2 separate regions of the Homo sapiens genome follow, and region 2 is linked to region 1. Evidence: chromatin contacts called from ENCODE Hi-C or POLR2A ChIA-PET data. All regions are on one chromosome and are shown on one strand. The core of a region is the stretch at or near the end of the contact, and the rest is flanking DNA. Distances in the headings are between cores, read along the strand shown.

Region 1 (4,742 bases), core at 333-2,832:
GTGTGGGGGGAGTAGGGAGAAAAGAATGAGTCCATTGCTGTAGAAGCATTCCCAGTAGCGATGATCTTCGTAGGAACAAAAATCCATTGTACAGGGCTGTAACCTGAGAAACTTTCTGTTATCGTGCTTGTTTTACTCACCAACATTGATCCCCGGTACATGTGACCCTTTGAAAAGAAGCACCATGTTGGTGATTCCTCTTATTACTAAATACCATTGTGTTTATAATGGCCATTTATATATGGTTACACTCCACGCCCGTGTGGTTAATAGGCGTTCTCTAACTCTCTGATGCCACCTGACCAGCACAGGATACAAGCCTCGGCTTCTTGATTACTCTCTTTACCCTGTCGTCTGTCATTCTGTGATGTTCTCTGTGAAAACAAAGTAGAGAGCTTAACATTGCTGAAAATAGGGTAGCACAAACTCTACCGGGGGGAAAAAAGACAAAAAAGCCTAGTAAAGCCTTGAAAAAAATAGGTTACTTTATTTATTTATTTATTTATTTTTTCAGTTCCACAATATGTCTGCATGCTTTGGCACTGATTTCTCAGCTAGTTGGGTCCCAGGAGGCCCCGTTGAGCCCTTTACTGCTCAGGGAGTTGCCGCTTTAGAAAATGGGGGAAAAATGTAGTTTGTATGAATTGTTCTTTACCTTGGTTTGGGTTCAGAATGGCAGCTGCACTCCGACTTTGTGTGTGACAGCACAAAGGCCAGCAAAACTGAAAAGCAAGTCAGCAAGTAGAGAGACAAAAGCAACGATCAGCTAATACAGCTCCACATGGCCTGACTAATTTATGAGAAAAAAACTGTTCTGTTCATTGGATCAGCACTCTGAGGAGGCAGGTGGAATTGTAGGAAGTTTTCATTGACTCTCCCGAGCAACTAAGGACGCCACGAGAGATTCTTCTCAGTTTGAACTTTATCAGGGTCTACGCTTAATCAATAGAGTATTGGAAAAAGAATTAATTACTAAAGCAGAATAAAACAGCTGCATTTTAAACTAAGGATCCATCAATTCGGTAATCTTCCAGTTACAGGCTAGGTGCCGTGAGGATTTGACTCCATGTAATGAGGAACCCGGGGAGTTTCCTCATGAACAGGCTGGGAATTCACATTAGCCTGTTTCAGCTATTTGTCATTAGTACAACTCATTTCTCCTCTTCTGCATTACAATTTGTATTTTATGTACTGTGGAACCCACGAAATTCCCACATTCATGGGAGGGAGGGCGTTAAGGCGGAAATCATTGTCACCCTGAGAAAGAGTCTTAACCTAGCTCGGCCTCTTTATTCTGGAAGCTGCCGCGGGAGCGGTTCGGAGCTGGACCCTGCTCCATTGTGCCCAGGGTGGGGGTCAGGGCCCCCGCCTGTTGAAGACACACTGGTTTGAACCCAGCCTGGAAATGTTTCATCTATAATTTCCATAATGGTGGATTTCAAGGAGGGCTGAGGAGGGTTATGGGAGATGAATTAGGTTTTTAGTGAGCTCATTAGGAAGCCAAACAGAGTTGAGACACAAGGCAGTGAGCGGGGCTGTAATCAGTTCTGCTCGCTTTGTTCCCTGCCTCCGGGACATGTTTCGAAAACTTTCTGGCGGGGGCTGCCGAGCCGGTGCTCAGGCGAAGCTGCCGTCCTGGTGGCTGACTTGTTGATTTGTAAACCTCTTAATTCATTTTTTTTGTTCAATTTAATCTTTTCTTTCTGAAGGAAAATTAGTTGAATGTTAGCCCTCTTTGCACTATTCACCTCTTAAATTATGCTCATTTTGAAGAGCTTGTTATGCCTGAATAAACATGAAATGACTTGGCATTTTCCCATCAGAGGCACACCCATTTTAACACCATGTATTTACCATTCCTGGAAATGTCTCATTAACTTCTGAAAATCTGCGAGCATGATATTTTGGGCTACTGTAACACACCTCTTGGCAGTCACAGAAGGCAGTTTGGTTAATGCCTCATAATATCCATTTTTATTCTCAACATGAAGAAAGACTCTCTATAGAAAATTGATGCAGTTTGCTCTGCTAATTTTCATGCTCATTCCAATTAATTTAACATGACCCAGATTTTCTTCCTCGGGCTCATCCTGACTAATTAGTAAAGCAACACCTAGAACAAGTTATGTTTAATAACATTGAGGAACACTAGTTGTGAGTGATTTTGATGCTAATAAAGATATTCACTGATGGGACAGATATTTTATGTCAATTATGGTATGTAATTTAGAAGTCCCAATGTGCTGCTTGGAGTATGGAAAGGCTAGCAAATCACTACGGGAGATAATAGTGTTTTTAAGACTTCCGCAGCACCTAAATAACCACTGGGACCAATTACTTTATTTTTTGTGGTAGAACTAGCAGGATTGTTAACTGATTCCATGGTAATGAAAGGGGTGGAGTTGTTGCATTACAAACCTGACCCATATTCACCAGGGCCGAGCTTTCCGTACTTAGTGAACCTTAGCGAGAAAAGAAAAGCAATCAGGGGCATCAGAAAGCAGCATTTGTTCAAGGAGAAGGAGTGGTTTCTCCACCTCTGTGGTTGGCGTTCTTTTATCACATTTTTGTCAGTGAGATGAATCAATTTTACTGCTTACAGCAAGGTTGAAGGTGGTGGTGGCTGTGGCAGTGGTGGAAGGTTTCCGAAGTCGAGTAATGTTGTTTAATGTTGAGAGCTCTCCACATTCTCATGAGGAAAACAGTTGAAAGTGAGGCTCTAGGAAGTGGGGGGAAAAACACACACACACAGGGAAGAATTATATTTATTTTATTTCTAACAAGTATTTCATCAGTGCCTATGATGTGCCAGGCACTGTTCTATGTGCTAGGAGTAAGGAGGGATAGGAAAACCCCAGTGCCTGTCCCCAGGATGCTTACGTTCATAGTCGAATGTATATTTCCTATTGTCTTAAGTTGATCAACCACAAAATCTTGGCATGAATTACTCAATAGGGTATAGAAATGTTATGAGGTTTTATAGGAGAATGGGAAATTCTGGACAGATGGACTCTGAGCTCTCAGAGATAGCCATCATAGGATGCAGTCAATTGGTGTCATCCCTGTTTCTGCACTGTTACCTATAAGACCTTGGGCAAATTGCTCCACCTCTCTAAGCCTTAGTTTCTTCATGTGGAAAATGTCAACTCTCATAGGATGATGAGAATTAAACAAAGGAATTCATATAAAGTGTTTAGCAGAGTGTCTGGAAGAGAGTAAGTGCTCAATAAATATTATTTTGTATTAATGCTGTCGTTATTCTAGAAAACACTTAGAGTGAAAATTTCTCTAGCGGCATATAATAGAATGTACGCTAATCATTTCTCAATGCTAATTACTGCTGTTGAAATTTGAAATTAGAATTGACAGGAATACTTCCTTTTTCTAAATATCACAAACAGGCTTCTTTCTACATCCCTCTTTAAAAACACACAAAGTTATGCTGGGCACGGTGGCTCAGCCTATAATCTTAGCACTTTGGGAGGTTGAGACAGGAGAATCGCTTGAGCTCACAAGTTGGAGACAAGCCTGGGCAATATAGGGAGACGCCATCGCTACAGAAACATTTTAAAAATCAGCTGGGTGTGGTGGCACATGCCTGTAGTCCCAGCTATTCAGGGGGCTGAGGTGGGTGGATCGCTTAAGCCTGGGAAGTTGAGGCTGTGGTAAGCCGTGATCATTCCACGGCAGTCCAGCCTGGGCAACAGAGATCCTGTCTCAAAAAACAAAACAAAACAAAACAAAACACAATTAAAAACATGCAAAGTCTCCCCACCTCCTGATTTTTCATTGGCAAGTTTTCTGTGTGTAAAATCACTGGCCTCTCATAGGTCAGGGCTTCCATTTTTAGAATTTATTTCTACTTTATCTTTTTCATCTGGTCAATACAGAAAGAGAATGTAATTGAGGGAGATTGTGAGAGTGAGGCTAGACATAAAAAACAAGCAAATTGAAAAATAGAAAAAGCAAAAGAAAAGCCTTATTACAATTGCTAGTAAAGCTGGAAATAATGCTTTATGGAATTGCCATTTTGGTAGATCAAAAAGTCAAATATTAGTGATTTCAGCTGGTTCAGCCTAATATTATCATACGCCATAAGTAATGGAAAGTGCTACAGGCAAGGCAAGAAGTTAGGAAAACTTTGACCTCACTCGCTTTATCTGTTAAATGCGGATAACAGTCTATGCCCCTACACTTGGTTGTGGTAATCAATAATTGAAAAGAATTATTTGACAGCTGAAAAATTATTATATAGATATGAGGCATTTTTATCCAAGATCACATGTTTCAAAGTTTAGAACATAAGTCTCACAATAACTAATCCAATAGTTATCTCCCTATCATGTCTTGTGGTTGATGTATAGAGGATATCAACTTCATTTCCCATCATATATATAGAAAAACTAGATATTTTAGTGGAAATTCTATAGATTTTAAAATATATTTTCAAAATGAAAACATTCTCTTGGTTATATAGTTGTTTTCACATTTTTTATCATTTAAATAATACAGCACTTTTGGGAGAATTTTTTCTCCCAAATAATACAGCAGTTTTGGGAAATTTGCTTGAGAATCTTTGAACCTTCACACACAGTATGACTCAGAATATAAATAGTTGAGGAAGTCATTACCAACTTCAGTAGATGTGCATAAGGTAAATCGGACAGTTATGTTTTAAGTGTGCCAAGACCCTCTGTTAGGAATAGTTTTACAGCTATGAAGTGAAGTTGGCCCCTCTCCAG
Region 2 (4,620 bases), core at 553-3,052, 41 kb after region 1:
TTTTGTGAAAGGATATGCTAAAAAATTAAACAGAGAATACTTTCCGGTTATAATTTTAGAAAAATATTGTGCAATGAAGCAAATTTACAATTCACTTAAATCAACCTTTTTATAGAGTGTGTGCCTTCACGATAAAATTTTGACAATTCTGCAATTTGTTTCAGTGTTTCATTGAGGGGGTGGAAATCCATCTGCTAGTTATTTTGGGGGACACCATTGCATCAATAAAATGATTCCTAAGCTGTACACAGACTTCATTTTAAATTAATGTGTAGCTGTTTTATAATGTGTAGCTGTTTTAAGTATAAGTGACTTAGTTAAAGGCAAAAGTTCCTATTATATGCATAATAGTAGGAATTTCTTTTTTCTTTCTGTCAAACACAATCCCAGGGTACTCTACTCTCTAAGAACATCTTGGGCCCTGGGTTCTGGCAGACGTTTCTTATTCTTACTTCACTGATCCCTTTTCGAGCTGCTGGAGGGACTTTTTTTTAAGTTGCTACCGTTGATACAGTTGCTATTAATCACCGTCTGCCATGTTGTGACGCAGGTTTAATAACATCTCATTGAGTGGCTCTCGCAAACTGGAGGCTTACCAACAGCACTAGCCTTTGATATTCGACTCACACCAGGAAAAAGAAAATGTAGAGTTAAAAAAAAAAAACACTGCAAATAGAAAAAAGAACAAAAACTGGAGAAAACAGAGTGAAATCAAAAACAGATAGCTTTCTGTGTGCAGCTTAGTTTGCCATGGGAGCAGTGAAGCTATAAATCTCAGCAGTGTTGTTTGAAAACTGAACATGAGGCTGCTAAATTTATCATTCATTCTTTGTTGTTTCAGGGAGGGGAAGAGCTAGCTGACTTGGCTAACTTTGGATTCTGCCCCCTCCCATCAGTAACGTTTCATTTTTCTCCAAATAAAATCAAAATTTGTTTTTTCCTGGATCAAAGAATACTGGGTGATTTTTACCAATGGTTGGGGAAAGAAGGGGGAAAGGAGGACTGGCTTTGAGTCATCCATGTGCTGTGGGAGTGTGTGATTTCTTCCACTTCATAAATGTGGGGACAGGATGGTTTTCTTTCGTTATAGAAAGAAAGGATATACACATCTCCTACTATATACTTTAAAAATCCATATGTAGAATGTAAAAGCATGGAGAAAGTTCACCACCACGAGGATATCTAGAGCCTCGTGAAGCTGCAAAATTCCCTCCTTTTGTTTGCACTGGTGCTCTATGTTGCACTGCACAGGGGGAAAAAAAAGGTAGAAAGCAAGCCTGCTACAGATGTGACTAGCTATGAATATTCATGAGTGCCATTGCTCCTCCTTTCCTAGAGCATCCAGGCCTTTCTGATCTTCCTCTTGCACAGCTCCCAGATGCTCCCCCTGCCACCCACCCCACACTTCCCCCACCTCAAATCTGCCCTCCCTGACCAACCCTGGAACAAGACTGCAGTTTATTTCGATAACATCCTGGCATGATACAGTGATCGGTGGCCTTAGAAGTGTGTTTGTGTGTGTGTGTGCATGTGTGTGTGTGTGGATATACTCCTGCACCAAAACAAAGGGGGAAAAGAAAAAAAATGTAATTATCTACAGTTTTATGAATTCAACTCCCCTTAATGTTCATTATTTAAACCAGCAGCAATTACAAGTTCAAAGGGGTTTAGAGGGCCAGCAACCCGCATAATCACTGCCAAATTAAGCGGGACTCATTCGTCACAGGAGAGTACACCCTGAGCAGTGAATCATGCATGCCGTGACAGGCTCTGATTTACATAAAGCAGAAATCTGTGCCCTCTGGGGCTGCACGTTACTTCTTCTCAGTAGCCCTGTGATACGTGAATTTTCTTTTGGTATTAGGAAGCTGATACTGCCTCCGACATGGCATAGCGTTCCGCTAAATATTGACAATAGCTTTTCACTTTAGTGTATACTTGAGCTCAAGTCACATGTTGGGCCACAATGTCAGTGCAATTCTGATTCTGGGAAAGAAAAGAATTTGTTTCCCCTAAAGTTTCTGAATTAAGTACTTTTATGATTAAAAAGAATGAGAGTTTGGTGGTACAGTTGTGTTTCCTTTTATCCCAATCTGTTCAGGTCCATAGTTAAAAATCTATGGTGCTGATAAGGAGCAAAAAAAAAAAAAAACCCTTAGACCTATGACCTAAGTGCCTGAAGGGAGTGATCCGTTGAGGAATGCCCCCTAAGGCCCTTTCCTGTTTGGCATTTAGAGAACTTTTGAGTGTTACCTAGTGACAGTTGGAGACGATAATTGAAGTAACCTGTGCTCTGAAGCTGGACTTTGTGTTACCAAACTTGAGAGGACTTCTGATTGGATGGTCCAGGAAACCTGCCTGAGTGCCGTCATCAGCCATTGAAATCTCTTGGGTCTAAACAATAAAAAATTCCAGAATTAAGTTCAAATCAAAATGCATTTGGTTTAGGATGATTGTGTCAGACACCAAAACAACATATGTAGATTTTTATCCCCCATTCTTAGATGTTCTCTCTTGTCTCTTTAGGCAAACCTTGGCACTATTTTATCAGTTGTTTTCTCTCTTTTGGGAAGAGCTCATTTTTCCATTTGTGGCTCAATCATCTTGGTGTTATGATGTCATTTCCCCACACAGTCATTCTCTTTTCTCAGATATAGTACTGCATCCACACTTAGGATTGGAAGCATTTGGGCTTTGAGAATTAGTTTGGCAATTTGGGAGATAATCGACCCTTGTTTTTGTGCTGACTTTGAAGTGCAGATAAAGGTCTTGTGGTTTTGTGTCTTGTAACTGGGTCTACGCTTCACATATATCTAAGCAGTGGGTTTAAGAAGTTCTTTGCAATAGATCACAGTAGTTTGTGAAGCAATGTGACAAAATGGACCCAAAGCACCCTTAAACAGGCTTCCTGGTGTTCTGCTATTGTTAACATTCTACCACCACCACTCAAAGCCTCCAAAATTTCATCTTGCCATTAAGTCTCTAGATACTTTGTTTCCCTGGGTTCTTGCCCATATCTTCCTCCCTGAGATTCTTCACCAAGTGGAGATTTTGTATGCTCAAGTGTGAAGTTACAGAAATGTTGTCTCTACTGTCACAAGTATACTGTAAGGTGGCCTGCTTATACTGGAAAGAGGAGTAAGCCAGGAATATCAGTCCCAGGTTAGTCCAGTTAAGAAACCAGGTTAAATGGACAAGTTGTTTCACCTCTCTGAGCTTCAGTTTCTTCAGTTGTAAAATGGGTATAGTCATTTCTATTTTGCTTAACCCAGAAGTTGTTATAAGGAGTGGTAGTTGTTAATTTTATTTCATTGCCAAAGCTCTGAATTCATTGAGCTGTTTGAGTTCCTCCTAGAATATATATATGTATTATATATATATGTAATATATTAGCAATATTATATATATATATAATTTTTTTTTTTGAGTTGGAGTTTTGCTCTTGTTGCCCAGGCTGGAGTACAAAGGCGTGACCTCGGCTGACTGCAATCTCTGCCTCCTGGGTTCAAGTGATTCTCCTGCCTCAGTCTCTGGAGTAGCTGGGATTACAGGCGCCCACCACCATGCCCAGCTAATTTTTTGTATGTTTAGTAGAGACGGGGTTTCACCATGTTGGTCAGGCTAGTCTTGAACTTCTGACTTCAGGTGATCCATCCACCTCGGCCTCCTAAAGTGCTGGGATTACAGGTGTGAGCCACGGTGCCTGGCCTTAAAATCATCTTTTTTCCTCTCCTCTCTTCTGCTCTTCTGTGTTCCTCAGAAGTAAGATCCTTTCTCTCTCGTTTCTTCAGGCCTTATTCTCACATCCAGGCTGAGCTTTGCTGTAAGGTGCCATCTGGCACTCTCAGTGGAAGGATTCTCCTGGACTCCATGAAATCTTCCAAGCCAGTTTCCTTTCTCTCATCACTACCTCTAGAGTCCTAGGGAAGAAGAATCAACATTTTGACTTGCGTTCTTGTGTGGTCCCCTCCTCCAGAACTCATCCTTCTTTTTTTCTGTTTAAATAATTTCATGCCTTTTAAAACCCAAATACTGTCAAGCTTTTAGGGTCACTGAGATTGAAATATGCATTTGCAGGAGGTAAACATTGGTAGACAAATTTATATACTGTAATATATACCTAAAGTGCCAAAAAAAGCCACATTGAAAAAATATTATTCTAACCTTTCATATGTACACCTGAAAAATATAGTCAATGACTTGCAAATCCAAATTAGATTTATAGTAAATTATTTAAAGATATTCTAATAAAGAATTTAATGTAATTGAATTTGTACACATTAGGGCAATCTTAACTAGCATGCTGGCAAAAATGGCCATATAGTAGTACCCTAGGTAGCATATTGATATTACAAATATATGTAAAATAGGCCGTATATAGATGCACACACATGCATGTATACACACAAACAAGCAAAGTGTGGTAAGGTAGAACCTATGCAAAATAGGGGAAGAATTGTAACATTTTCTCAGTGAAATTCATGGGACCTTTTTGTGGGCACACGTCACCTGTGGACTACTTTGTAACAGGCCTATGAATAGGATGCATGATTAGATTCTGAGGTTCAGTTAGTGATAAAAACGGAAGCATGCTTTCTTTGCAAACAAATAGTGCATCTC

Evidence for each region. Hi-C counts contacts between places; a loop is a spot of excess contacts on that map. ChIA-PET counts read pairs that join two places held with the same protein, here RNA polymerase II (POLR2A). Pooled maps may share reads with other maps.
Region 2: a loop to region 1 is called in a map of Right ventricle myocardium inferior, with 2.1 times the contacts of the local background. The contact joins two enhancer-like sites. A Hi-C loop is called at or near these places in 2 of 168 maps with a recorded cell type or tissue (Caco-2 and Right ventricle myocardium inferior), 1 of 37 single-sample maps with no recorded cell type and 4 of 50 pooled maps. POLR2A ChIA-PET finds 5 or more read pairs at or near these places in 5 of 52 experiments (GM12878, H1, HepG2 and 2 more).

What each region holds. Positions count from the first base shown.
Region 1 is chr15:37,053,416-37,058,157 of GRCh38, reverse strand. All of the region lies in intron 7 of MEIS2 (Meis homeobox 2), which reads left to right. Among named protein-coding and RNA genes, the nearest start is that of MEIS2, 45 kb to the left of the region's middle. Within about 2 kb of position 1,582, at least 7 of the 41 ENCODE cell types and tissues checked have a DNase peak (open chromatin) inside an H3K27ac peak, as active enhancers do.
Region 2 is chr15:37,012,378-37,016,997 of GRCh38, reverse strand. The region is part of intron 8 of MEIS2 (Meis homeobox 2); the gene reads left to right. Among named protein-coding and RNA genes, the nearest start is that of MIR8063, 42 kb to the right of the region's middle. Within about 2 kb of position 1,802, at least 8 of the 41 ENCODE cell types and tissues checked have a DNase peak (open chromatin) inside an H3K27ac peak, as active enhancers do.